Regions from separate parts of the Homo sapiens genome. Here region 1 is linked to region 2. The links are chromatin loops, found by intact Hi-C in ENCODE. Cell type or tissue: PC-9. All regions are shown on one strand. Links, peaks and the distances in the headings refer to the core of each region. The heading gives the core; the rest is flanking DNA.

Region 1 (15,143 bases), core at 2,713-10,712, 52 kb before region 2:
AAGAAAAACCACACAACTAGGCTGACTGATTACAGTTTACTCATCCTGTCCACAAACCTCACATGGGGACATGACACCACGCCATGGTTTACTATAGTCCCTTGTCAGCCTGCTCCTCTGCTCTCCTGGATGACACTCATAGCTTCCGTCTTCACCTCTCCCACACGTTCCCCGCACATTTCAGCTGAGAACCTCGCTTTACGCTTCAGTGAAAATACAGAGACAATTTAGGCAATCTCCCAATCTACAAGCTCACCTGAATTTGTGCCCGTCTCTATAAATAAATAAATAACGCCTTGTGAAATATGTATGCAAGAGAATGTATATGTTGGTTGGTTGGTTTCTTTATTTAAGACGGAGTCTCACTCTGTTGCCCAGTCTGGAGTGCAATGGCACAATCTTGGCTCACTGCAACCCCCGCCCCCTGGGTTCAAGCAATTCTCCTCAGCCTCAGCCTCCCGAGTAGCTGGGATTACAGGCGCGTGCTACCACACCCAGCTAATTTTGTTTTTTTTAGTAGAGACGGGGCTTCACCATATTGGCCAAACTGGTCTCGAACTCCTGACCTCAGGTGATCCGCCCGCCTCAGCCTCCCAAAGCGCTGGGATTACAGGAATGAGCCGCTGTGCCCGGCCAGTATATGTACAATTTAAAAAGTGATAAAACGAACACCTCCCTGAACAACCATTCAGCATACAAACTAGAACATCAGCAGCACATGTAGGCTTCCCCAGCCACTTCCTCTTCCCCCCACTGGAAGGGTAACCACAATCCTAGTTTTGTGTAATCGTTCCTTTGCTGCCTACATATGCATCCCTGGACAATACTATATGATTTGGTTTTGCCTATTTTGAACTTTATAGAAATGGAATCATAAATTTCAGTTATTTTTTAAATTTTTACATTATTTTTATAATTCATGCATATTATATGTATAGTTGTAGTTCATTCATTTTCACTGCTACATAGTGGGGTTTTTCTTGTTTTTTGTTTGTTTGTTTTTTTGAGACAGAGTTTCGCTCTCGTTGCCCAGGCTGGATGGAGTGCAGTGGCTCGACCTCAGCTCACTGCAACCTCCGCCTCCCAGGTTCAAGCGATTCTCCCGTCTCAGCCTCCCGAGTAGCTGGGATTATAGGTGCACGCTACCACGCCTGGCTAATTTCTGTAGTTTTAGTAGAGACGGGATTTCACCATTTTCGTCAGGCTGGTCCTGAACTCCTGAACTCAGGTAATCCATCTGCCTCGGCCTCCCAAAGTGCTGGGATTACAGGCGTGAGCCACTGCGCCCGGCCTGTGTGGTTTTCTGTTGGACTAATATGCCACAATTTTATGCATACATTCTACCTCTAACGGATATTTGGACTATTGCCAGTTTTTATTGCTATTATGACCAATGCTCCTATGAACATTATCATGCATACCTCCTGCTGCAGATGTAATGATTTCTCTAGACATGGGATTGGTAGATGGTAAGGAAAGTGCAGGTTTAATTTTATTAAAGTGGAAAAAAAGACATTATACTTTTATTAAATGAAGTCTTACTCAGCCCTCTCTCCATCTTCTAATCAAACAGCTCCACAAGCTAGTTATTCTTTTCTAATGTCGTATAATGAAATTCTAGAGCCTGGCCTTCAAAATATTTTTTACAATTAACTAAAAGAGTCAAAGAGATCAAAACTGGTGCTCGACACCCACACAGCCACTGGGAAAGATGACACTCGGTATCACAAAAGTGGTCTAAAGAATCTGATTGATTTGGTTAAGAACTTTCAAATAAAAACTGTCTTGTTCTATGAAGAGTGGATATGTATGTGTATATTCATCACTATTTGCAACTCTGTTTGAGCAACAGGGTCTTGTTAGAATCCTACAACTCTAGGAAATAAATTGATAAATAAAAATATTTGTGCAAATAACCACCATGCGAAAATAACCTCCAAAAAGAACCTCTATCTGCCTGCTTGTCTTGATAATTTGCTGTCTTGGTTATAATGTTGTAAATGACATCTTCATATTCCTAAAAGTTACACACACTTGAAAGACAGATGAGGCCAGGCGCGGTGGGTCGCACCTGTAATCCCAGCACTTTGGGAGGCCGAGGAGGATGGATCACGAGGTCAGGAGTTTGAGACCAGCCTGGCCAACATGGTGAAACCCCGTCTCTACCAAAAAAATACAAAAAACAGCCGGGCATGGTGGCGCACACCTGTAGTCCCAGCTACTCAGGAGGCTGAGGCTGGAGAATTGCTTGAACCCACAAGGTGGAGGTTGCAGTGAGCCGAGATCGCTCTACTGCACTCCAGCCTGGGCAATAGAGTGAGACTCCATCTCCAGAAAAAAGAAAAAAGAAAGAAAGGGAGGGAGGGAGGGAGACAGGAAGGAAAGAAAAGATCAGAAGACTGTGCACTTTTCTTCTACGTGCATGATGAAAAAATCAAAGCCCTTGACACCCTGCCAGATATATTATTTAAAAGATCATCTGACAGTTCCTGCTTCATAGCATCAATCAAAACTATTTTCCAAAGTGGCTGTAACACTTGACACCCCTACCAGCAGAAACTTTTAGTCTCCATTACTCCATATCCTTGCCACTTGATGCTGACCAAGTCTTTAATGTTTGCCAATCTGGTAGGTATTAAACTGGCATCTAGCTGTGTTTCTGATTTACATTTTCCTGATTATTAATAAGGTTTAGACTCTTTATATGTTTCTGGGCCATTTAAGTTTTCTTTTTCTGTGAAACGTTTGTCTTATCTTTTGCCCATTTATTTATTTAATTTATTTATTTTATTTATTTATTTTTGAGACAGAGTCTTGCTCTGTCGCCAAGACTGGAGTGCAGTGGTACAATCTCGGCTCACTGCAATCTCTGCCTCCCGTGTTCAAGCAATTCTCCTGCTTCAGCCTCCTGAGTAGCTGGGACTACATGCGCCCGCCACCACACCTGGCTAATTTTTGTATTTTTAGTACAGACGGGGTTTCGCCATGTTGGCCAGGCTGGTCTCCAACTCCTGACCTCAAGTGATCCACCTGCCTCAGCTTCCCAAAGTGCTGGGATTACAGGCGTAAGCCTCCTCACCCAGGCTTTTGTCCCTTTTTCTACTGGATTATTTATTACTTCTTATTTGCAGGGTCTCTTCACATATCTTGACTACTAATCTTTGACAGTTCTGTAGTTGCAAATATTTTCTCCCGGTTTGAAACTTGTCTGTTCACTGTCTATAAGGTGTTTTGAGAAACAGAAGCCCATTTTAATGCAGTCGAAAATATCAATAGTTTTACAGCCATAAAAAAGAATGAGTTCATGTCCTTTGCAGGGACATAGATGAAGCTGGAAGCCATCATTCTCAGCAAACTAACACAGGAGCAGAAAACCAAACACCACATGTTCTCACTCATAAGTGGGAATTGAACAATAAGAACACATGGACACAGGGAGGGGAACATCACACACTAGCGCCTGTTGGGGGCAAGGGGAGGGAGAGCATTAGGACAAATACCTAATGCATGCAGGGCTTAAAACCTAGATGGGTTAATAGGTGCAGCAAACCACCATGGCACATGTATACCTATGTAACAAACCTGCACATTCTGCACATGTATCCCAGAACTTAAAATAAAATTTAAAAAATATATATATATCAATAGTTTTCTCTATAGTAAATAATTCTTGTATCTTAAGAGATGTTTCTCCCTCTAAATCATAAAGATATTCTTTTTTTTTTATTTTAAGAGACAGGGTCTTGCTCTGTTAGCCAGGTTGGTCTTGAACTCTTGGCCTCAAAGCAATCCTCCTGCTTGGCCTCCCAAAGTGCTAGGATTACAGGCATGAGCGATGGTGCCTGACCCTCCTATATTTTTTTCTAAGTATTTTGTCTTTTGCATTGGTCTTTAATTCAACCACAATTGATTGTGTGTGTGTGTGTGAAGTAGGGAGCCAATGTAATTTTTTCGTATGAATAACTATTTGTCCTAACGCAATACACTGGATAGTCTGTCCTTTAGCCACTGTTCTACAATTCCTACTTTTCCATTAGTCAAGTTTCCATATATATTTGACTCTGTTTCTGGACTCTGTAGGTCCATCAGTCTATTTAAATACTCTCTCCAGACCAATGACACACTATCTTAATTACTGAAGGTTTATAAGTTTTACTATGTGGTAGAGCAAGTTCTCCTACCTTATTCAGGAGTTATTACGTGCTATTTTTTGGCCTTTTACTCTTCCATATAAATTTAGAATCAGCTTTTCAAGTAAAACACCCACATGTGTACACATATTGGAATTCTGGTGTGTGTGTGTGTGTATATATATATGTATGTGTGTATATATATATATATCTATATACACACATATATACATATATATATCAACTTTGGTTTTTCTGTTTGTTTGCTTGTTTGAGATGAAGTTTCACTCTGTCACCCAAGCTGGAATGCAGTGGTGCGATCACGGCTTTCTGCCACCTCCACATCCTGGGCTCAAGTGATTCTACTGCCTCAGCCTCCCAAGTAGCTGGGATTACAGGCGCCTGCCACCATGCCGGGCTAATTTTTGTATTTTTAGTAGAGATGGGATTTCACTATGTTGGGCAAGCTGGTCTCAAACTCCTGACCTCAAGTCATCTGCCTGCCTCAGGCTCACAAAGTGCTGGGATTACAGACATGAGCCACCATGCCTGGCCAAGAATATATGTATCAACTTGTAGTGAATCAACATCCTTATATTTTTCAGTTTTTAATTATGGTAGAGGCAGAGTCTCACTCTTTTGCCCAGGCTGGTCTTGAAGGAATTCCCGGGCTCAAACTATCCTCCCACCTCAGCCTCCCAAAGTGCTGGGATTACAAGCATAAGCCACCACACCCAGCCTGATATTGAGTCTTTACCAAGATCATGATATATATCACTCTGGCCAGGCACGGTGGCTCACGCATGTAATCCCAGCAGTTTGGGAGGCCGAGGTGGGTGGATCACTTGAGGTCAGCAGTTTGAGACCAGCCTGGCCTACATGGTGAAACCCTGTCTCTACTAAAAATACAAAAATTAGCCCAGCATGGTGGTGGGCACCTGCGGTCCCAGCTACTCAGGAGGCTGAGACAGGAGAATCGCTTGAAACCAGGAGGCAGAGGTTGCAGTGAGCCGAGATAGCACCATTGCACTCCAGCCTGGGTAACAGGAGCGAAATTCCATCTCAAAAAAAAAAAAGATATATATCACTCCATGTGAACTGATATTTAATGTTTTTCAATAAAGTTTTATAGCTTTCTCCATAAAGGGTTTTCATGTATTTTGTTAGATTTATTCCTAGGATCCTTACATTTTTTGTTGTTGCTAATATAAATAGTATCTTTTATTTCTTATATTTTCTGATCCATTGTTTCTCATATGTAAAAATGCAATTGACTTTTTAAAATAATATACTACTTTTTAGAGCAGATTTAGGTTTACAGAAAAATTGGGCACATAATACAGAGAGTTCCCACGTACCACTCTTCCCCACAGTTTCTCTATTATTAACATCTTGCATTAGTGCAGTACATTTGTTAATTGATGAATCAATATTAATACATTATTATGGCTTGGCGCGGTGGCTCACGCCTGTAATCCCAACACTTTGGGAGGCCGAGGAGGGCGGATCACAAGGTCAAGAGATCAAGACCATCCTGGCCAACATGGTGAAACCCCATCTCTACTAAAAATACAAAAATTAGCTGGGCATGGTGGTGCGCACCTCTAGTCCCAGCTACTTGGGAGGCTGAGGCAGGAGAATCACTTGAGCCCGGGAGGCAGAGGTTGCAGTGAGCCAAGATCGTGCCATTGCACTCCAGCCTGGCGACAGAGCCAGACTCCATCTCAAATATATACACACACACACACACATATACACATACACACACACACACACACATTATTATTCACTAAAGTCCCATTGTTTACATTAGGGTTCACTGTTTGTGCTGTACGGTTCTGTGGATTTTGCCAAATGCATAGTTCATATATCTACATGACAAATGATAGAGTAGTTTCACTGCCCCAGAAACCACCCGTGCTCCACCCATTCATCCCTTCCCAATTTTCAACCCCGGCAACCACTGATCTTTTTACTGTTACAGGTTTGCCGTTTCCAGAATGTCATATTGTTTGAATCAAAGAGTATGTAGCCTTTTCGAACTAGCTTTTTTCACTCAACAATATGCATTTATGGCTCCTCTTTGTCTTGTGGCTTGACAGCTCATTTCTCTTGTCACTGGATGATATTCCATTATATGGATGTGGACCACATTTTATCAATTCACCTGCTGAAGAAGAACATCTCGGTTGCTTCCCAGTTTTTGCAGCTATGAATAAAACTGCTGTAAATATTTATGTGCAGGACTGGGCAGTGGGGGGGTCACGCCTGTAATCCCAACATTTTGGGAGGCTGAGGCGGGCAGATCACTTGAAGTCAGAAGTTCAAGACCAGCCTGGCCAACATGGTGAAACCCCATCTCCACGAGAAATACAAAAAAATTAGCCACGTGTGGTTGCGGGGCACCTAAAATCCCAGCTACACAGTAGGCTGAGGCAGGAGAACTGCTTGAACCCAAGAGGCGAGATTGCACCACTTCACTCCAGCCTGTGTGACAGAGCAAGACTCCATCTCAAAAAAAAAAAAAATTCATGTGCAGATTGTTGTGTGAACTTAAGTTTTCATCTCATTTGGGTAAATACCAAGGAGCATGATTGATGGATCGTATAGTAAAATTTAAACATAAATTTACCATATTAAACTAAACATGTTTTATAAGAAACTGCCAGAATGTCTTCCAAAGTAGCTATACCATTTGGCATTCCCAAAATGCAAAATCAACGAATGACAGTTCCTGTTGCTTGGCAGCCTTGCCAGCATTTGGTGTTCTCAATGTTTTGGACTTTATTCATTCTAATAAGTGAGTAGTGGGTTTATTTTGCAATTCCCTAAGGACATATGATACTAAGCATCTTTTTATATGCTTATTTGCCATCTGTGTTATCTTCTTTAACAAGGTGTCTATTCAGATCTTTTGCCTACTTTTTAATTGGGCTGTTTGTTTTCTTGAGTTTCAAGAGTTCTTTGTATATTTTGGCACAAGTCCTTTATCAGATATGTGTTTTGCAAATATTTTCTCCCAGTCTGTGGTTGCAATTGACTTTTATAGACAGAGTTTTATCTAACGATCTTGCTAAGCTGTCTTGTTAGTTCTAGTAGCATATCTGAGATTCTTTGCAGTTTTCTACTTAGTTGTATCATCTGCAAATGACAATTCTGTTTCTTCCTCCCAAATCCATATAACTTTAAAAAGAATTTGTGTACGCCTTTGACCAAGACCTCCCAAACAATGTTGCCTAGATTTTTTATTTTTTGGTAGGCGGCCGGGGGGAGGTTTGGGACAGCGTCTCCCTCTGTCGCCCAGGATGGAGTACAGTGGCACAATCTTGGTTCACTGCAACCTCCACCTCCCAGGTTCAAGCGATTCTCCTGCTTGAGTAACTGAGTAACTGGGATTACAGTCACACACCACCACCCCCAAGCCTGGCTAATTTTTGTATTTTTAGTAGAGACAGAGTTTCACCATGTTGGCTAGGCTATTCTCAAACTCCTGATCTCAGTTGATCCGCCCGCCTTGGCCTCCCAAAGTGCTGGGATTACAGGCATGAGCCACCGCGCCCAGCCTACTTTGATCTTAAAAGGAGTATTTTCAGCATTTTGAGTTTTTGTCAAATTTTGCCTCATGTGTTTTGAATCTCTGTTATTGGGTGCCTACACATTTAGAATTATGTCTTCTTGACAAATTCACCATTTACTTATTATGAAAATCTACTTTATCCTTGGTTATATTTCTTGTTTTTTTGTTCATTTGTTTTTTTTGAGAGGGAGTCTTGCTCTGTCGCCCAGGCTAGAGTACAGTGGCGTGATCTTGGCTCACTGCAACCTCTGAGGCCCGGGTTCAAGCGATTCTTCTGCCTCAGCCTCCTAAGTAGCTGGGATCACAGGCATGCACCACCATGCCTGGCTAATTTTTGTATTTTAGTAAAGACGAGGTTTCACCATGTTGTCTAGCCTGGACTCAAACTACTGACCTCAAATATTCTGCCCGCCCTGGCCTCCCAAAGTGCTGGGATTACAGGCGTGAGCCACCACGCCTAGACTATATTTCTTGTTCCGAACTCAACTTTGATATTTCTATACTGACACTAACTTTCTTATGATTAGTGTTTTTTCAGTTTTTTTCCATTCTTTCATTTTTAATCTGTGTACATCATTATATATAAAGTGCATTTTTTAAATACAGCATATTTTGATCTTACATTTTTATTTCAATCTGACAATCTTTTTTTTTTTTTTTTGAGATACAGTTTTACTCTGTCACCCAGCCTGACACACAGTGGTGTAATCTCAGCTCGCTGCAACCTCCGTCTCCCAAGTTCAAGCAATTCTCACGCCTCAGCCTCCCAAGAAGCTGGGACTACAGACGCGGTCCACTAGGCCCGGCTAATTTTTTGTATTTTTAGTAGAGACGTGGTTTCACCATGTTGGCCAGGTCTCAAACTCTTGACCTCAAGTGACCCGCCCACCTCAGCCTCCCAAAGTGCTGGGATTACAGGCATGAGCCACCACGCCTGGCCCAATCTCTGCCTCTTAGAGTTCTTAGACATTTACATTGACTGCGATTATCAATACAATTGAGTCTAAATCTACCAACTATTTTTTAACAATTTTTCCTCTATGTTTTTTGTTCCTCTTTTCTCGCCTTCTTTTAGATTTAGTATGTTCTAGTATTCTATTATATCTACTTTATTGGTTATGTATCTTTGTTGGGTTTTTTTAGTGGTTGCTTACAGTTTACAGTATGCATGTTTAGTTTACCACTATCTACATTCAAATATTTTACTATTAATATTTCATGTGTATTTTTAGAGCCTTAAAATGGTATACTTCAGTTTCCTCTCTCCCATTCATAGTGTAATTGTTGTCATATATTTTGCTTCTACTTGTTATAAACCACACAATAATTGGTAATTGTTTTGGGGATGGTTTGCTTGGTAGTATGCTTAGAAGCTGCCACTGTGTCAGAGTTGCCTTTCCCTTCCCCACTTTGCTGCTTCAGAAAAGGGCATTTTGGGAGCAAGGAACAGCCTTAAGTTTATAATCATCTTAGATCACTGGTGTGCAGGATGAATGGTCTGTAGTTCACACAATATGAAAGTCAATACATGTCTAAGAATGAGAAAAGAAATTAAAACAAATTTCTGGAGTCTCAGACATTCAGTTTCTTTTGTTTTGTTCTGAGACAGGGTCTCACTCCCTCACCCACGCTGGAGTGCAGTGGCACAATCTCAGCTCATAGCAGCCTCGACTTCCCAGGCTCAGAGGTGATTCTCCCACCTCAGCCTCCCAAGTAGCTGGGACTACAGGTGTGTGCCACCACACCCAGCTAACTTTTGCATTTTTTTGTAGAAGCGAAGTTTTACTATGTTGCCCAGGCTGGTCTTGAACTCCCGGGCTCAAGCAATCCACCCACCTCAGCCTCCCAAAGTGCTGGGACTACAAGCACGAGCCAACATGCCCCGCCCTTTGTTTTGTTTTTAGGACCTCTTTAAGCAGTTTACCAGAAATGTGCACATGGAAAGCCTTCCTGATGGCCACCAGGCTTCTCTTCCCCACCTGGAACTCTAGGGCCCTGGCCAGTGAGGGCCGTGGAGCTCGCACTTCATTAGCTTCATGGAGAACCCCATTTACTGGTGTTATAGAAGACAGGAAATTTCTGATATAGTCCCAGTCCTGACAGGTGAACAAGTACACTTCCCCTCTGTGAATCTGAGTTTCCTGCTATGTTGCTGGTCCCCACAGTCGCTTTCTACTGGTTCTGCCTAGAGGTGCCCAGGCAGCTTGCAGACTTTTGGCACAGCCTTGGGAAAAGGCCTGCTTTTCCCAGGAGGTGGGCCTGGGGGACGGAAGAGAATTAGCCAGTGGTCCACTGAGGCTATTCCCCTACAATTCCTACCCATTCCAAACTGTTCCCCAAACTGTATCCCTAAGAATCATCTGGGAAGCTTCTTAAAACACAGGTTCCAATAGGCATTATCTCCCCAATAGTCTGAGTCAATAGGCCTGGAGGGAGCCCAGGAATATGCTTTTCTTGGAAATGGGGGCTTGCTGCATCTCCCAGGCTGCTGGAGTGCAATGGCATGATCATAGCTCACTATAACGTCAACCTGCTTGACTCAAGCAATCTTCCCAACTCAGCCTCCTGAGTAGCTGAGACTACAAGTGTGCACTACCGTGCCCAGCTAATTATTATTATTTTTTGAGACAGGGTCTCACTGTTGCTTAGGCTGATCTCAAACTCTTGGCCTCAAGGTAATCCTCCTGTCTTGGCCTCCCAAAGTGCTGGGATTACAGTCATGAGCCACCAGGCCAGGCCAAGCAACTCCCTGGGTGCTTCTGACTCAGATACCTGCCACCCATGCTTAAAGGAACATAAGGGAGGCTGGAGAGGGAGGGGAGTTGTGTTAGCAGACATGGGAAGCTTCTTCCCAGACCCATCTACATCTCCCTGTTTGGTCGTTTCATCTCAAATTCTCTGGTAAAGCGTATGAGCCTCCAAGGAGGGAAAACAGGATTTGCTGAGAACCTTTCCCACCTTTACGTCATCTCATATAAACCTCATTCAGAAGTGAAAATAACTGGCCTTGGGTAAAGCAAAGAGCCTGGAGATGAACTCAAGTCTTACTTTGAAGCCTGTGATCTTTTTCACATCTTGGGTACCTTGTAAGAAATGGAAAAGTGAGCACCTTCTATGAGCCAGGCCCTCTCATGTGCATTTTTTTCATGTAGTCCTCATACTAGTCTATATAGATATTATCCATATTTTAGAGCTGCAGAATTGAGACTCAGCGTGGCTGAATCACTCCTCCAAAGTCAAACCGCTCACAAGCTGCAAGAACTGGAATTCTCTCAAACCCCAATCTTACTCCGCTGTTCCTCTGACTGGGAGGTTGACCTTCTCTCCAGGCCAGGGGAAGAGGTCGGTGTTGCTAGGCCATTAATGCTAATCCCATTCCCCCTGCTGTGTCTGGTTTAGAGGTGTGTTCTGGCCACTGAGACATGAGTGGAGTCCACTGGAGGGACTCTCAGAGAGGTTTCCAGAGAAGATTGGGGCTGGGCGCAGTGGCTCATGCCTGTAATCCCAGCACTCTGGGAGGCCGAGGCAGGTGGATTGCTTGAGGCCAGGAGTTCAAGACCAGCCTGGCCAACATAGTGAAACCTCGTCTCTACCAAAAATACAGAAAAAAAAAAGTGCTAAAAACAAAAAGTTCTGGCAAGGAAGTGAAGATAACGGAACCCTTGTTCACTGTTGGTGGGAATGTAAAATGGTCCAGCTGCTGTGGAAAACAGAAGGACGATTTCTCAAAAAATTAAACCTAGCATCACCATAGGACACAGCAGTTCCTCAAAGCAGGGCCTCAAAGAGATATGTGTCTGCTCATGTTCATAGCAGCATTATCCACAATAGCCAAAAGGTAGAAGCAACCACCCAAATGTCCACTGAAGAAGGAATGGACCAGCCGGGCATGGTGGCTCATGCCTGTAATCCCAGCACTTTGGGAGGCCAAGGCAGGTGGATCACCTAAGGCCAGGAGTTTGAGACCAGCTTTCCCAACATGGTGAAACCCTGTCTCTACTAAAAATATAAAAATTAGCCAGGCGTGGTGGTGTGCGCCTGTAATCCCAGCTACTCGGGAGGCTGAGGCAGGAGAATCGCTTGAGCCCAGGAGGCAGAGGTTGCAGTGAGCTGAGATCACAACACTGCACTCCAGCCTGAGTGACAAAAAAAGAAAGTGACTCAAAAAAGAAAAAAAAAAAAACAGAAAAGAAAAAAGAAGAATTCAAGTCACATAGTAATTCTTAGGAACCTAGTGCTGTGTAAACTAAGGTCTACCTGTACCTGTATAAATAAAAATGTTGGGCTGCCTTAAATCTTACCTCTCTCCCCAGGGGCAGAAGCCTGCCTCACCACCAGGACTTAGCCCTATGTATGTATGTACCTTGGAGGACCGTGGCAGAGCAAGCACTCTGACCAGTTATTGGCAGAGATGAGGCTTCTCCTCTTGAGCTCATCAGTGATAACCCAGCGTACCACCAACCTCCCCTTTTCCTTCAGACGCTACAGTTCAAAGTGTCTCCTGAATTCTTTTCTCCAAGGAACCCCAGCATCATAGATTGGACCCATCATTCCCACATGAGTGACCCCCTCTGCCAGCCACTACCACCCAGATACTTAGGATACTGGTCTGCTAGAGGCTGACATCCCTCTTCACGAAGACACTGGGGGGTGAGGTGAGATGGGGCTCCCTGTCCCCCACAAGCCCCTTCCTTCAGGTCCCCAAGACCACCACGCAAGACTGCTCAGGCCCACCAGGCCCTGGGTCCCATAGTCAGTGGGGAGCCCCAGTCCTGCTAGTCCGAGGCCCTTCATTCATCCCCAGCCACAAGCTGGCTAGATCCATTTAATTCAGCACAGATAGTACTTTTTTTCCTTCAAGATCAGAAGTCTAAATAAACCATATCGAGAAAAGAAAGAAACTCTCATGTACCAAGTTGTCTCACTTTGTGGAGTTAATGGGTTCTCAAAATTGTGTGACATAGCCTTTGGTGTCTTTCCTGCTGTACGTGGAATAGAAAAAGAATTGCCTTCAAGCTCTGAAGTTGATGACATTCTCCCTTTGGGGAAAAAAGAGTTTTCAAAGGAAGGAAGGTTTCCCAATTTCCCTGAGGTACTTTCATTGGCTCATTCACTCAATAAGCACACCAACCATGTACCAGAAACTTATAAACATGATTTCCTATTTGCAAAGGCCTTCTGCCATCACAGCTTTTCTGATCCACAAATTGCACTGGACTTGAAATAAGAAATATTTCCAAATCGCTGTTTGGTCATTAGAAGTTAGTACAACCTCTCTGAGCCTTGTATTCTTATTTTAAAATATAGCAAGAGCCGGTGCTCCTACCTGTAAGCCCAGCACTTTGGGAGGCTGAGAAGGGCAGATCACCTGAGGTCAGGAGTTCAAGATCAGCCTGGCCAACATGGTGAAACCCCGTCTCTACTAATACAAAAATCAGCCGGGCATAATGGTGCACACCTGTAGTCCCAGTTACCCGGGAGGCTGAGGCAGGAGAATCACTTGAACCCTGGAGGCGGAGGTTGCAGTGAGCCAAGATGGCGCCATTGCACTCCAGCCTGGACAACAGAGTGAGACTCTGTCTCAAAAATATATATATACATAGTAAGACTCCTTGTCCTGTCAAACTCACAAAACTATATGCAGATCACCTAAGAACAGCCAGTGAACACGGGAGTCATGCTGTCGTTGTTATAGTTAAAGAAAAAGATTGGTTGATTATTTTAAAATGAGATGGGGTCTTGCCTTGTTGCCCAGGCTGGTCTTAAACTCCTGGCCTCAAGCAATCCTCCCACCTTGGCCTCCCAAAATGCTGAGATTGCAGGTGTGAGCCACCATGCCTGGCCAAAATTTATTGTTAATTAGAAAGAGGGGAAGCAAGATGGAAGGGCCAAGCCACCTGTTAGGGCAGAAGCAGTTCTAGAAACCCCATCTCATAGAGTTCAGGGTGCAGAACTGCTGAAGACATCCTCCTTCTTTCTGGCTGGGCACCTCTCAGGGCTTAAACACAATGATAGCCATGAGTTTTACTAACTCAAATTGAACATGTCAATCACGGGGCCTGTCTTACCCAACAGTCTATTCTAATGAAAACTCTGCAGCACCCAGCACACCCCTACTGCCTTTTCAGGAAAGCAGTACTAGGCTTCTCTTAACTAGGGGTTTGGACCAAGGGTAGGACCCCTGATCCAAAGGCAGCTAGACCCCAGGAAGACAGCCATGAAAGTAGCCTGGCTTCACCAATAGCAATGGTGGTAATTACCAAAGTCAATCAGACCACATCCCTCAGACAGATCTGTCTGGGAGGATACAGAGTGATTATCAATGGGAAGAGAGAAAGAGGACAGGCCTGCATGGGGAGCAGGGAGGGAGGCTCAGCCCACAGGAGGACTCAGCTCCAACACGCCTCAGGGCTGTGATCTAGCCCCATTTTCAGCACAGTGTTTCCTTATAATAAACACATTTCCCCTAGATTCCTTTTTTTTTTTTTTTTTTTTTTTGAGATGGAGTCTCACGCTGTCACCCAGGCTGGAGTGCAATGGTGTGGTCTCGGCTCACTGCAACCTCCGCCTCCTGGGTTCAAGCGATTCTCCTGTCTCAGCCTCCCGAGTAGTTGGGACCACAGGCCACCACGCCTGGCTAATTTCTGTATTTTTACTAGAGATGGGGTTTCACTATGTTGGCCAGGCCGGTCTCAAACTCCTGACCTCGTGATCCACCTGCCTCGGCCTCCCAAAGTGCTGGGATTACAGGTGTGAGCCACCACGCTTGGCCCCCCTTTAAGGTAACTTTACCTTAAAGGAATCTGAGGCTAGATAGAAAAGTCTCTAAAAGAGGAAACTAAAAGAGCTTCACTAACACAAAAACTCAACCTGACTTACCTCCTGTGGCCAAGAGACATGTTTCTGGAATATCTACACCAGAAAACACTCAACCACAGATGGCTGAATAATGAGGCACTACATTTTTGTTGGTTTTTTAAACTGGTTTTCAGCTAGAAAGAAGATGGATATGGGAGGAAGAAAAAGTCCCATGCTGGTCCTAATGCAGCTCTGCAAGATCAGAGATAAAAGTTGTCACCATGAAATACTGCAAATTCCTAAGCTTGGGGGTGGAGGTGGGGCAGGGAGGGGGCAGTGGCAGAAGGAACCACCTGCAGGTACTCAACCCCAACAATGTAATGCAGCCTGGGTGCTCTCTCTGCATCCAAGGACCATGCTTCTGCTGAATTGGGGCCTTAGTGGGAGACATCTGTTGGTGTATCAACCCAGCAAATCTGGTAGAAGCTACCACTCTGCTCTTGCCCTGGGAGACAGCCATTCTAATCAACAGCCAAGAGGAGCCAATTGAAGGCCGACAGCACAGTGCCAAAAAGGTAAGGCTTTGTGTGGATACCTAAGAGTGAAACTAGGGAGACAGAGGACACACGTGAAACCAC
Region 2 (15,143 bases), core at 3,257-11,256:
GAGGGGGGTGCTGCAGAGTCTTGCTCTGTCACCCAGGCTGGAGTGCAGTGGTGCAATCTCAGATCTCGGCTCACTGCAGCCTCTGCCTCCCGGGTTCAAGCGATTCTCCTGTCTCAGCCTCCTGAGTAGCTGGGATTACAGTCGTGTACCATCACACCCAGCTAATTTTTGTATTTTTAGTAGAGACAGGGTTTCACCATGTTGAGCAGGCTAGTCTTGAACTCCTGACCTCAGGTGATCTGCCCTCCTCAGCCTGTCAAAGTGCTGGGATTACAGGCGTGAGTCACTGCACCCGGTCTTGCTAGTACTTTGATGAGGATTCTTGCATCAGTCTTCATCAGGGATACTGGCCTGTAGTTTTCTTTTCTTTACTTTTTTTGTTTGTTTGTTTGTTTGTTTGTTTTTGGCAGCAGGATAATACTAGCCTCATAGAATGAGTTTGGAAGTATTCTCTAATTTTCAGAATAGTTTGAGTAGGATTGGTAATATTTTTCCTTAAATGTTTGGTAGAATTCAGCAGTGAAGCTATCAGGTCCCAGGCTTTTCTTTGCTGGGAGACTTTTTATTGCGGCTTTAGTCTTATTACTGGTTTTTGTTCTGTTCAGGTTTTGAATTTCTTCATGGTTCAATCTTGGTGTGTCTGGAATGTATCCACTTCTTCTAGATTTTCCAATTTATTGACACATAGTTGCTCATAGTAGCCTCTAATGATCCTTTGAATTTCTGTGGTATCAGTTGTAACGTCTCCTTTTTAATCTCTGATTTCATTTATTTGTATCTTCTCTCTTTTTTCTTAGTCTGGCTAAAGTTGGTTATTTTTGTTTATCTTGTTAAAAAAACAAACTTTTCATTTCATGGATCTTTTGTATTGTTTTCTTCATTTCAATTTTATTTATTTCTGTTGTTTTGTTTTGAGATAGTCTCACGTTGTTGCCCAGGATGGAGTGTATTGACACACTCACAGCTCACTGCAGCCTCAACCTCCCAGACTCAAGTCATCCTCCCATCTCAGCCCCTCAATTATCTGGGACTACAGACATGTGCCACCATGCTCGGCTTAGTTTAAAAAATTTTTTTTGTATAAACAGGGTCTCAGTATGTTGCCCTGGCTGGTCTGGAGTTCCTGGGCTCAAGCCATCCTTCTGCCTCTGCCTCCCAAACTGCTGGGATTATAGGCATGAGCCCCTGCACCTTGCCTACTGTGATCTTTATAATATTTTTTCTTCTACTAATTTTGAGTTTGGTTTGCTTTTGCTTTTTTGATTTTTTAAGATGCATCTTTAGGTTGTTCATTCCAAGTTTTTCCTCGTTTTTATATAGGCACTTATAGCTATAAACTTCCCTGTTAGTACTGTTTTTGCTGTATCCATGGGTTTTGGTATGTTGTGTTTCGACTATCATTTGTTTCAATAAATGTTTCGATTCCCTTCTTAATTTCTTCATTGGCCCACTGGTCCTTCAGGACCATACTGTTTAATTTCCATATGTTTGTATAGTGTCTAAAATTCCTCCTGTCGTTGACTTCTAGTTTTACTTCATTGTGGTCAGAGAAAATACTTGATATTCTTTCAATTCTTTCATTTTTTTTTTTTTTTTGTGACAGAGTCTCACTCTGTCATGAGGCTGGAGTGCAGTAGTGCGATCTCAGCTCACTGCAACTTCTGCCCCCTGGTTCAAGTGATTTTCCTGCCTCAGCCTCCCGAGTAGCTAGGACTACGCGTGCCACCATGCCCGGCTAATTTTTGTATTTTTTAGTAGAGACAGGGTTTCACCATGTTGTCCAGGATGGTCTCCATCTCTTGACCTCGTGTTCTGCCCACCTCGGCCTCCCAAAGTACTGGGATTATATTTTATTTCTTCTTCACGTTTGAAGGATATTTTCATCAAATATACTATTCTAGGATAAAACTCTTTTATCCTTCAGCACTTTATTTTTATTTTTTATTTTTTGAGACAGAGTTTCACTCCTGTTGCCCAGGCTGGAGTGCAATGGCTTGATCTCAACTCATTGCAACCTCCATCTCCCAGGTTCAAGCAATTCTCCTGCCTCAGCCTTCCAAGTAGCTGGGATTACAGGCGTATGCCACCACGCCTGGATAATTTTGTATTTTTAGTAGAGATGGGATTTCTCCATGTTGGTCAGGCTGGTCTCTAACTCCTGACCTCAGGTGATCCGCACCCCCCAGCCTCCCAAGTGCTGGGATTACAGGCGTGAGCCACTGCATCCAGCCTATTCAGCACTTTAAATATATCATGCCACTCTCTCCTGGCCTGTAAGGTTTCCACTAAAAAGTCTGCTGCCAGATGTATTGGAGCTCCATTGTATGTTATTTGTTTCTTTTCTCTTGCTGCTTTTAGGATCCTTTCTTTTTCCTTGACCTTTGGGAGTTTGATGATTCAATGCCTTGAGGTCGTCTTCTTTGGTGTTCTATAACCTTCTTGTACTTGGATATCAATATCTTTCTCTAGGTTTAGGAAGTTCTCTGTTTTTATCCCTTTGAATTAACTTTCTACCCCATCTCTCTCTCTCTGCCTCCTCTTTAAGGCCAATAAGTCTTAGACTTGTCCTTTCAGAGGTATTTTCTAGGTCCTTTTAAGTGTGCTTCATTGTTTTTCAGTCTTTTTTTCTTTTGTTTCCTCTGTCTGTATATTTTCAAATAGCCTGTGTTCGAGCTCACTAATCCTTTCTTCTGCTTGATTAATTCTGCTATTAAAGGACTCTAATGCATTCTTTAGTTTGCCAGTTGCATTTTTCCGGTCCGGAATCTCTGCTTGATTCTTTTTAATTATTTCAATTCTTTGTTAAATTTATCTGATAGAATTCTGAATCCCTTCTCTGTGTTCTCTTGAATTTCTTTGAGTTTCCTCAAAACAGCTGTTTTGAATTCTGTGTCCAAAAAGTCAAATATCTCTGCTTCTTCAGGATGGGTCTCTGGTTCCTTATGTAGCTCATTTGGTGAGGGCATGTTTTCCTGCAGGGTCGTGATGCCTGTGGATGTTCATTGGTATCTGGGCATTGAAGAGTTAGTATTTATTATAATCTTCACTGTCTGGGCTTGTTTGTACCTGTCCTTCTTAGGAAGGCTTTGTGCATATCAGATGGGACTTGAGTGTTGTGATCTAAGCTTTTGGTCACTACAGCCATATCTGCCTTAGGGGCCCCCCAAGCCCAGTAACACTGTGGTTACTCTTAGAGGTAACCACAGACTCTTAGAGGTACTGCCTTGGTGGTACTGAATATAAGATCTGGAAGAATTATCTAGATTACCATGCAGAGACTCTTGTTCTCTTTCCTTACCTTTCTCCCAAACAAACAGAGTCTCTCTCTGTGCTGAGCTGCCTGGAGCTGGGGAAGTGGTGACACAAGCACCCCTGTGGCCACCACTACTGTGACTGCACCAGGTCAGACCTGAAGCCAGCGCAGCTCTGGGTCCCACCCGTGGCCTGCTATAACCACCGCCTGGCTACGACCTGTGTTTGCTCAAGGCCCTAAGGCTCTACAGTCAGTGGGTGGTGAAGCCAGGCTTGTGCTCTTCCCTTCAGAGCGGCAAGTTCCCCCAGGTGCTAGGTGGGTCCAGAGATGCTATCTGGGAGCCAGGACCTGGAGTCAGAAACTTTAGGAACCTACCTGGTGTTCTATCCTATTGTAGCTGTGCTGGCACTCGAACTACAAGACAAAGTCCTTCCCAGTCTTCTCTCCCCTCTCCACAGGCAGAGGATTCTCTCCTCATGGCCACCACCACCGTGGACCCAGGGGGAGTACAGCCTGGCTACCACCAATGCTCACTTAAAGCCTAGGGCTCTTCAGTCAGCTGGTAGTGAATGCTGCCAGGCCTAGGACTCATCCTTCATGGAAGTGGGCTCCCCTCTGGCCTAGGGTAGATCCAGCAATGCCATCCAAATGCCAAGGCCTAGAATTAGGGGCCCCAAGAGCCCACTTGGTGCTACACCCCACTGTGGCTGAGATTATACCTAGGCTGAGTTCTGCCTGGTTTTGACAAAGTCCCCTTTACCCTTCCCTCTCCTTTTCTCAAGCAAAAGTAGTCCCTCTTTATAGCCACCACAGTTAGAAATGTGCTGGGTCATGCCTGAAGCCAGCACGTCTCAGAATCTCACCCAAGGCCCATGACATACTCCCTGGGTATTGCTGCTGATTATTCAGGGTCTAAGGGCTCCTTAGTCAGCAGGTGATGCATTCTGCCAGGACTGTGTCCTTCCCATCAAGGCAGCAGTTTCCCTTCTGGCCCAGGGTATGTCTAGAAATGTAGTCCAGGAGCTAGGGCCTGGAATGGAGGCCTCATGACTCTACCTTGTGCCCTGTGCTACTGTGGCTGAGCTGGTTTCCAAGTTCCCTCTCCTCTCCTCAAGCAGGAGGAAGAAGTCTCTTTCAGAGCTGTGAACTGTGCTGCCTGAGGTCGGGGGATAAGTGGCACAAGCTCTCCCTTAGCTGCCCAGGCTTGTGTCTCTGTAGGCCATGTGCCCCCAAGTCCACTGGTTCCAAGCCCAGCACAGCACTAGGACTTGCCTAGGAGTTGTAGTCCTTGTGGCCTAGACTGCCTTTCACATTTATTTAGGATCCTAGAGCACTTTAGCCCATGGTGGCGAGATTTGCCAAAAGTCGGCTTTCCACCATTGGGATGGGCAAGTCCCCTGTGGCTAGGGCTGATCTAAATGCTGCCTCCGTTGCTGGCTGAGTTGTGCCTGATTTTACTTTGTGTTGTGATGGGGCAGCACTGAGTTCCAATGCAAAGTCCCCCAGTCACTGCGCTCTCCCTCCCCCAAGCACACAGGTTCTCTTTTTGTGCCTCACGGCCACTGTTAGGAGATTGGGGAGGGGTGGAGTCAGCAGTTCAAGACTATCTTTCCTACCCTCTTCAGTATCTCCTTCAGCAATGTGAAGTTAAAACCAGGTACTGTGATTGCTCACCTTATTTTTGATTCTTATGAAGGGGTGTGTGTGTGTGTGTGTGTGTGTGTGTGTGTGTGTGTGTGTGTGTAGATAGTTGTCAAATTTGACGTTCCTGTGGGGAGGACAATTGGGAGGCTTCTATTCAGCCGTCTTGCTCTGCCTCCTTCCCGTTTTCTTTCCTCCTTTCTTTTCCTTCCTTCCTTCCTTCTTTTTTTTTTCTTTTTTTGAGACAGGGTCTCACTCTTGTCCAGGCTGGAGTGCAGTGGTGCAATCATCGCTTCAGCAGTCCTTCCACCTCAGCCTCCCAAGTAGCTAGGATTACAGGCATGTGCCATCACACCCAGCTAATCTTTTCAGTTCTTGTAGAAATGGGATCTCACTGTGTTGTTCAGTCTGGTCTCAAACTCCTGGCCTCAAGTGATCCTCCCACCTTGCCCTCCCAATGTGCTGGGATTACAGATGTGAGCCACCTCACCTGGCCAAAGTATTTTTAAAATTTCTGATCAATCATATATTTGTGAGAAATTACCACATTCAATAACAAGATAAAGTGGGAGGTCTCGTTTCACTGTTAAAATTGCAAAGTAGTAATAAGTGCAGAAGATAGTTCATGCTCTCTGAAACAACCGTAACATGATATAAAAATGTCTGTGATTTCCATTGATGGTGACCAAGTCACTGGGACTGATAATGCTACTGTGGTTTGTTGCCTGGATTTATAATAATGCTCAATTTCAGTTCAAGGTTAGTAAATTTCCTATCTAACTCCATGGATCTCTTGCAATCTATCCATAGTCCTCAGGTTAAGAAGCCCTTCCTTAGAGTGAACAATTCAAGGTTCTAAATAACTTAGAAAAGATTCCCCTGCAGGCACGATGCAAGACAAATTCACTTACTATTTATTGCTGGGTCATTGGTAGCCCTTCATCCCTCGCTAAGCAGAACCTCAGGGGGCTGTACCTGGGAGGCATGTATAGATGTCCCGGTAAGAATGAACACAGAAGATGAGAGAATGACAGCGGGAGAGGAAGGGAGGGATGCAGAGGGAAACGCAAACATCCAGACTAAAAAGCACCTTTAGCCTTCACCTCCTGCCACTGCCCTCTGATCCCAAGCAGGGCTTGGAATCCAGAGAGGGGCTGCCTCCCTCAAGTCATTCCCCCTTTCCTTTATTCCTGTGACCAATTACAGATCAGTGAAGCTTAAGTTTTTTGCATTCACCTTTTTTTTTTTTTTTTTGAAATAAAGTTTTGCTCTTGTTGCCCAGGCTGGAGGGCAATGGTGCGATCTTGGCTCACTGCAACCAATAAGGTGGACCTCCCGGATTGAAGTGATTCTCCTGCCTCAGCCTCCTAAGTAGCTGGGATTACAGGCATGCACCACCACGCCCGGCTAATTTTTGTATTTTTAGTAGAGACAGGGTTTCTCCATGTTGGTCAGGCTGGTCTCGAACTCCTGACCTCAGGTGATCCACCCACCTCCGCCTCCCAAAGTGCTGGGATTATAGGCATGAGCCACCACGCCCGGCCAGCAGATTCACCTTTCAATCTCCCTTCCCATTTCCCTCCTAATCCCAAACACCCACATGTCAGTCTGAGTGCTTGGTTGTAACAGATGGTCTCCCTTTTCCCCTCCAGTTTATCCTGTACGCAGCTGTCAGACAATTTTTTCTGTGTGTCACTTTCTGCTCAAGGAACTTGCTGGGGAATCTCCATTATCACTGGTCCCACAGTCCACGTCTCTGTCTGGCTTTCAGGGCCCTTCATAATTTCACTCCATTCTCTCAACCAGGTTTATTTCTCATCAGTACTCACACTCACACTCCTTCTTGCCACACTCATGACTTTGTTGATGCTGTGCCCTTACCCGGAACTGTTCTCCTCCCACCACGCAGCCAAACCAAATTCAACCCATCCCACACACCCACCTGAAGATGGTTTTCCCCTGGCTGAGCTGAGCTGACCTGGCACTATTCTCAATGCCCAGTGCATGGACATTACCACATAGCCTGGTACTGAAGCATTTTCCAACTATTTCATGCTTAGTAATTATCTCTCCATGGACTCTAAATGCCTTGAGGATAGGAATCATCTTCTATTCTCCTATATATCTCCCTGGGCCTAGACTAACGCTGAGCAATAGAAATCATGTTATCACTCAAGTTATAATGAGAAGAGGAAACTTTTTATTTTGTTAGATCTCTCTGGGGAAGTGCTATATGTGCTTGGAAGAAACATGCTGACAAGCTTACTGAGGATAAGAAGGAGGCCTCCCAGGGCATTCTCAAGCAACGAAAGACGTTTGCTGAATTATTCGCCAGAAGATCAGGAGAGTACTTTATGGAGCTTGTGAGAAAAAGGAAAAGCAAAAAGAGAATAAGAAATGAGACAGGGATGCTGTACATTGTATTAAAATGAGATGCCTGTACCCCCAAACCCTGAGTAAAATTCTATTAAAACTCAAAAAACAGCTGTCTAGGTGGATTTCTGGTGGAAACCAGTGAAGGGGCCAAGATTTCTATGGAGGGTAATGTGAGGTTTTGAGATAGATGCAAACAGGAGCCAGATGGACACGGAGGCCTTGACTAGCATTTGGATTATATTCCAATATATGATTGATCAATTGGCCAGTATGGAGAATTATCATGGAAATGCGTGTGGTGGCTCACTGACCCCAGATGTATATTTCTCCTGCCTCTTCCATCTCACTACTATCTATTTGAGGAAGTATTAAAGTGAAGGCCACATCAGACTCTGTAGGATAACAGGTAGCCACAAAGTCTTTATTCATAAAATCCACTTCAGGCTGGGTGTGGTGGCTCATGCTTGTAATCCCAGCACTCTGGGAGGCAGAAGCTGGCAAATCATGAGGTCAGGAGTTCGAGACCAGCTTGGCCAACATAGTAAAACCTAGTCTCTACTGAAAATACAAAAATTAGCCAGGTGTGGTAGCATGCGCCTGTAGTCCTAGCTACTCAGGAGGCTGAGGCAGGAAAATCGCTTGAACTCAGGAGGTGAAGGTTGCAGTGAGCCGAGACCACGCCATTGAGCTCCAGCCTGGGTGACAGAGTGAGACTCCATCTCAAAAAAACTAAAACTAAAAATAAATAAAATAAAATCCACTTCCAAAACATTCTTTTTAAACTGTGAGTGTGTTTGGTTCTTAGCTCACCTCAAGGTTAGGTAAGTTACCCACTCAGTGAGCATACATCTGGCGATTAGCTTGGGTTTCGGTGGTTGCTTCAGGTATACTCAGGGTGTAGGTGGAATTTGGCACTCGCTGGTTGAGTCATTTATAATTGTCCAAATTTGAGGAGGTATGAATTATGCCATCTCAGCTAGATTAAAAATGGAATGCACGGTCTTCTAGATGCTTTGATTTCATCAATATTATAATCCTGGAGAAAATAAACATTTCATTTATAAGACATGACAGATGCTTGGTAAGTACTCCAGATACTGTAGGTGCTCAGTTCAAGTCTGTTAATAAATGCAGACTTTGTTCATTACATTAAGTAAAAATGTAAAAGCAAGCAGGGTATGTATTAGTGTTCTCCAGAGAAACAGAACTAATAGGGAATGGATATAGGTATAGATGTTTCAGTCCATTTTTTTGTTGCTTAGAACAGAATACCTAAAACTGGGTAATTTATTTTTTTATTTGTATTTATTTATTTTTGAGACAAAGTTTTGCTCTTGTCGCCCAGGCTGGAGTGCAGTGGTGCGATCTCGGCTCACTGCAACCTCCGCCTCCTGGGTTCAAGCAATTCTCCTGCCTCAGCCTCCCAAGTAGCTGGGACTACAGGCACCCACCACCACGCCTGGCTAATCCATTCATGAAGGCAGAGTTCTCATGACCCAATCACCTCTTAAAGTCCCCACTTCTCAATACTGCCACATTGGGGGTTAAATTTCAATGTAAGTTTCAGAAGGGGACAAATATTCAAACCATAGTAATAGATGTATAAAGAGATTTTTTATAAGGAATTGGCTCACACAATTATGGAGGTCAAGAAGTCCCAAGATCTGCAGCTGGCAAGCTGGAGACTCAGGAGAGTTGTTAGTGAAGTTTTTTGTTTTTGGTTTTTGGGGGGTTTTTTTGAGACAGAGTCTCGCTCTGTCGCCCAGGCTGGAGTGCAGTGGCATGATCTCAGCTCACCGCAACCTCCGCCTCCTGAGGCTGAGATTCTCCTGCCTCAGCCTCCCAAGTAGCTGGGACTACAGGCATATGCCACCACACCCGGCTAATTTTTGTATTTTTAGTAGAGATGGGGTTTCACCATGTTGGCCAGGCTGGTCTTGAACTCATGAACTCAGGTGATCCACCCGCCTCAGCCTCTCAAAGTGCTGAGATTACAGGCATGAGCCACCATACCCAGCCAATGATGAAGATTTGATCCAATGTTTGGTAGGCTCAAGACCCAGGAAGAGCTGATGTTTTAGTCTGAGTCCAAAGGCAGGACAAACAGTCAATCAGGCAGGAGGAATTTTTTGACTCTTGGGAGGAGTAGCCTTTTGTTATATTTAGGCCTTCAGCTGATTGGATGAGGCCCACCAACATTGGGAAGGGCAATCTGCTTTATTCAGTCCACCAATTCAAATGTCAATCACATCCACAAACACCCTTACAGACACACGGAATAAGGTTTAACCAAATGTCTGGGCTCCCTGTGGCCCAGTCAAATTGACACATAAAATTAACCATCACAAGGTACAACATTGAATTCCAATTATATAAAATATAAACTCAGGCAAAATTAATATATTCTGTAACAAAGTCAGGAGAGTGTCTGCTCTGGAGAGAAAGAGAAGGGGCTTGAATGGCTTCTGGTTATTGGTAATGTCTTATTTCCTGATTTGATGTTGGTTATACAGGTATGTTCACCTTGTGAAAATTTATGGAGCTATCCACTAGGGATTTATGCCCTTTTCTCAATGTATACTATGCTTCAATTCAACATTATTTATTTGTTTGTTTGTTTGTTTATTGAGACAGAGTCTTGCTCTGTCACCCAGGCTGGAGTGCAGTGGTGCGATCTCGGCTCACTGCAACCTCCACCTCCTGAGTTCAAGTGACTCTCCTGCCTCAGCCTCCCAAGTATCTGGGATTACAGGTGTGTACTACAATGCCTGGCTAATTTTTGTAATTTTAGTAGAGATGGGTGTTAGGAACAGGCCCCCAAATCTGGCCATAAACTGGCCCCAAAACTGGGCATAAACAAAATCTCTGCAGCACTGTGACATATTCTTGATGGCCATGACGCCCATGCTGAAGGTTATGGGTTTACCGGAATGAGGGCAAGGAACACCCGGCCCACCCAGGGCAGAAAACCGCTTAAAGGCCTTCTTAAGCCACAAACAATAGCATGAGTGATCTGTGCCTTAAGGACATGCTCCTGCTGCAGATAACTAGCCAGACCCATCCCTTCGTTTCAGCCCATCCCTTTGTTTCCATTAAGGAATACTTTTAGTTAATCTATAATCTATAGAAACAATGCTTATCACTGGCTTGCTGTCAATAAATATGTGGGTAAATCTCTGTTTGGGGCTCTCAGCTCTGGAGGCTGTGAGACCCCTGATTTCCCACTCCACACCCTATATTTCTGTGTGTGTGTCTTTAATTCCTCTAGTGCCACTGGGTTAGGGTATCCACAACCAAGCTGGTCTCGGCAGACGGGTTTCTCTGTTTCCCAGGCTGGTCTCAAACTTGTGGCCTCAAGCAATCTGCCTGCCTCAGCCTCCCAAAGTGCTGGGATTACAGGCATGAGCCACCATACCCGGCAATTCAACATATTTTACTGGGGTGATGGGAGTGGGCATGTGGAATGTCTTAGGAGATAACACTGCTATAAATTCCTTCCAACAAGCTTACGTTTTCTTGGCTAGAATTGTTCAGCCTCTCAGAATCCCTGGATAGGAAGTTGGATCATGCAGCTCCTGTCTGGGTTCCATTAAGTTAAAGCTCAGTTAGTTCGAGGGGCATCTCTTTTGCCTCAAGAGAAGTTCCTGAAAGGAAGGACAACAGTGAGTTCTGGCTATGGGACCCTTATTGCCAAAAGCACAGGAGCCCAGTCCAATCACAGCAGGTGCCAAACCTATCGATCTAGGAAAAGATGACCTAGCCGAGGTCACATCATGCAAGAACCTTGCAGCCATTGGTTCCTTCCATTTTTGTTGCTGTCGTGCTTTCTCAGAGTCTCCTTCTGAACATTGTTGCTTTGAAATTTCTGGGCAGCAAGAAACTGATATAAGACCTGATTCCTCTCTGATTCTGTGGGAAAACCACAGCCCCAAAGGGAGTTTTGGTTGATTTTTTTGAAGACATGTTGCCCAAAGGACTTTTTTTCCTTCTAGTTTTTTCAAGTGCATATTCGTTGAGACCCAATCCTCTGGCACCCATTGAAGTAGAGATCCACCGATTAGGTTAGCCAAGGCAGAGAACTGATCTAAATGATTTGGGCTCCAAATTAAAATTTTGATCTGAATCCAGTGCCTTGTTAAAATTCTTCACATTGAGCTTCGCCTTTCATTTGGTAGAACGTTTATTTAGGCATTGTGTCATATGATGGGAAAAGATTGACATGGTTTAGGATTCCGGCTCAGCCACCCACTTGCTGAGTAACCATTGGTAGATGATTTAACCTCTTTGAGGCTGTTTTCTCAAACTCAGTATTGAGGGATGAATTAAAATGTGTATATGAGGCTGGGCATGGTAGCTCATGACTGTAATCTGCACTTTGGAAGGCTAAGGCGAAAGGATTTCTTGAGCCCAGGATTTCAAAACCAGCCTAGGCAACATAGTGAGACACAATCTCTACAAAAAATTACTAATAAAAAATTAGCCGGGGCCATGTGTGATGGCTCACGCCTGTAATCCCAGCACTGTGGGAGGCCGAGGTGGGCAGATCATGAAGTCAGGAGTTTGAGACCAGCCTGGCCAATATGGTGAAACCCCATCTCTACTAAAAAATACAAAAATTAGCAGACATGATGGCGCATACCTGTAATCCCAGCTACTTGGGAGGCTGAGGCAGGAGAATCGCTGGAACCTGAGAGGTGGAGGTTACAGTGAGCCGAGATCGTGCCACTGCACTTCAGCCTGGGCAACAGAGCGAGACTTTGTCTCAAAAAAAAAAAAAAAAAAAAAAAAAAAAATTAGCTGGGCGTGGTGGTGCGCACCAGTAGTCTCAGCTACTTGGGAGCGTAAGGTGGGAAGATTGCTTTAGCCCAGGAGGTTGAGGTGGCAGTGAGCTGGGTTTGCACCACGGCACTCTAGCCTGAGCGACAGAGTGAGACTATGTCTCAAAAACATAAATAAATAAATAAAAAACATACATGCAAAGTGCCTAAACCACTTTAGTTACTCAGGTAAGTAATAAACATTCATCATCATCATCATTTCAATATCCTGTGAAGTCAGTGTAGACCTGGCCTAATGCAGTCAAAGTGGTTTAACTCAAAAAGCACGTAAACGTCTTTATTCCACGGGAAGTGTGTAGCTTTACAGCCCGCAGGAGACATTTAAATAGAATCTAGACAACGTTCAGATCATCAACAGGTTTTGAATCTCCCAGATTAGAATATTTGTGATTATGTGAGCTTGACATCAATGAAATGGAATAAATAAAATGTTCATTGCTCTGTTGCCCAGGCTGGAGTGCAATGGCACAATTATAGCTCACTGCAGCCTCGACCTCTCAGTCTCAAGTGATCCTCCTACCTCAGCCTCCTGAGTATCTGGGACCACAGGCATGCACCACCATGCCCAGCTAATTTTTGTGTATTTTGTAGAGATGGGGTCTTGCTCTGTTGCCCAGGCTTGTCTCAAATTCCTGGGCTCAAGTGATCCTCCCACCTCAGCCTCCCAAAGCACAGGCATAAGCCACCACACCCAGCCATTCTAATAACTTTGGTGTATCTGGCTTGATGTTTATATTAGATTTGATTGATCTTTTTGATGGACATGAGTGGGTGGTAGAAAAGAGAGTATTTACTTGTGTTTTGATGAACTGGTGGATTTTTTTAATTTTGAAAAATATAATTCACAATAACATAATTCAAAAATATCTAATAAATGTGTTTTAGAATGGCTATTGATAGTGAAGAAATCTTATGGGTTAGGGTGTTTCACACTGATTTATTTGTATTGCTGACCTTAGAAAAATTAATTTCTGAACCAGGAGTGGTGACTCACGCCTATAATCCCAGCACTTAGGGAGTACCATGCGGGTGGATCACTTGAGGCTAGCCTGGCCAACATGGTGAAATGCTGTCTCTACTAAAAATACAAAAATTAGCTGGGTATGGTGGCGCGTGCCTGTAAGTTCAGCTACTCGGGAGGCTGAAGCAGGAGAATCGCTTGAACCTGAGAGGTGGAGGTTGCAGTGAGCCGAGATTGCGTGCCACTGCACTCCAGCCTGGGCAACAGAGCAAGACTCCATCTCAAAAAAAAAAAAGAAAAAAAAAATTAATTTCTGGCCAGGTGCAGTGGCTTACCCCTGTAATCCCAGCGCTTTTGGAGGCTGAGGCAAGAGGATTGCTTGAAGCCAAGAGTTCAAGACCAGCCTGGGCAACAAAGCGACACCTCTGTCTCCACAAAAATCTAAATAAATAAATAAATCAGCCAGCTGGGGTGGTGTGTGCCTGCAGTCCCAGCTACTCAGGAGGCTAAGGCAGGAGGATTGCTTGAGCCTGGGAGTTTGAGGTTACAGTGAGCTACGATCACAACACTGCACTCCAGCCTAGGTGACAGAGTAAGACCCAGTTTCTTAAAAAAAAAAATAATAACAGCTGGGCACGGTGGCTCACACCTGTAATCCCAACACTTTGGGAGGCCAAGGCAGGTGGATCACAAGGTCAGGAGTTCAAGACCGGCCTGGCCTACATAGTGAAACCCTGTCTCTACTAAAAATACAAAAAATTAGCCAAGCGTGGTGGCAGGCGCCTGTAATCCCAGCTACTTGGGAGGCTGAGACAGGAGAATCACTTGAACCTGGGAGGTGGAGGTTGCAGTGAGCAGAGATTGTGCCACTGCACTCCAGCCTGGGCAACAGAGCAAGACTCTGTCTCAAATAAAATAATAATAATAACAAAAGAAATTAATTTCCTTCACAGTAGTTTACCAAGTGTGACAGCAAAAGTACTGAGGTTAACAAGCATTTTGGAAATGTGATTTCTGAATAAAGTAATGAGTTTTTTTTTCTTTGCAAGTGGAGAGAAACTTCCTCTTTGTGAAATTTCATGTCAGATAAACCCAAGGTATAAGCTGAAATAAAAACAATTATGTAATCGCTCTTCTTCATCTTACCTCCTTTTTAAGGAATATAAACTATTGGTAATGTACTAGTGAGAATTCTAATGTGTGAGTCATAGCCTGTGAATCATGGTAACGCATCAGAAGGCTCTGATTGGGAGAACTGAATTATAGTCCTCTTCCTGCACTAAAATAATAACCTCCTCCCACAGGGGCTCAAAGAAAAACATGGTTTTCCAGCAATGAACTTTAACTTCTCTTCTTTATTTTTTCCTGGTTTGATTTTTATGGGAATCTGCTCTAGGATGGCTGGCTCCTCTAAGACTTACATTATTTAGAGTCGTCTTCCATACCGGGTGTAATTCTTGCGCTCACGGTCTCTCTCTCTCTCGCTCTCATCTTTCTTGTACTTATTTGCTGTTATTTCTACAAAGATAAGACAATAACAGGTAACTTGTTTTTACAGCGTACAGTTTACAAAGCACTTTCATAAATATCTCATTTGAGCTTCTTAGCAGCTTTATAGAAAAACATAAATTATTACTCATTTCTACAGATCGGGAAACCTAGGCCCAAGAGAGGTAAGTGACTTCCCAAAGTACAGTGCCTCTTGATATCAAGTCAAGTAAATCAAATCCCTCTTCAGCTTGGTGGACACCACCCCGCATGGTTATCACAGCAGGAAGATGGAGGGTGGGTGGTCAAATGCTAACACAGTGAGAGCACTAGACTTTCTTTTATGGCAAAGAGCACAGTCACTTACAGAGATGTTTGTACCATGCAGGAGACAGCATGGCTGACTCCCAGGTGGAGTTAGGAGCTGCCCAGGTCTGCAGGTCCCCAGGGAGGGATAGCTTTGGAGGACACCCAGGCAAACTGAGGATTCCAGCAGACACGAGAAGCTCACCTCAGCTGCTCTAATGGGGTGGTGGCCAGCGGGGTTAAACCTATCTATCCTGCCCCCCAAAACACACCCTCCTCA

The links. A loop is a pair of places that touch in the nucleus more often than their neighbours do. Peaks named below come from ENCODE experiments on the same cell type or tissue, not always from the same donor. Only the 100,000 strongest peaks of a DNase experiment are listed, where the experiment ranks them.
Region 1: a loop joins it to region 2, with 2.5 times the contacts of the local background. A loop is called at or near these places in 3 of 110 quality-filtered maps.

Annotation. Positions count from the first base shown.
Region 1 is chr1:244,712,804-244,727,946 of GRCh38, forward strand. No RefSeq gene overlaps it. Among named protein-coding and RNA genes, the nearest start is that of C1orf202, 11 kb to the right of the region's middle. In PC-9, for the core only: no CTCF peak of the experiment used is centred there; a DNase peak (open chromatin) is centred at 7,148.
Region 2 is chr1:244,764,259-244,779,401 of GRCh38, forward strand. It overlaps LOC107985372 (a long non-coding RNA gene), which reads right to left. Exons shown (of 5, transcript XR_001738568.1): 2 at 14,491-14,587; 3 at 10,781-10,914; 4 at 8,081-8,306; 5 at 7,007-7,254. Among named protein-coding and RNA genes, the nearest start is that of C1orf202, 41 kb to the left of the region's middle. In PC-9, for the core only: no CTCF peak of the experiment used is centred there; no DNase peak of the experiment used is centred there.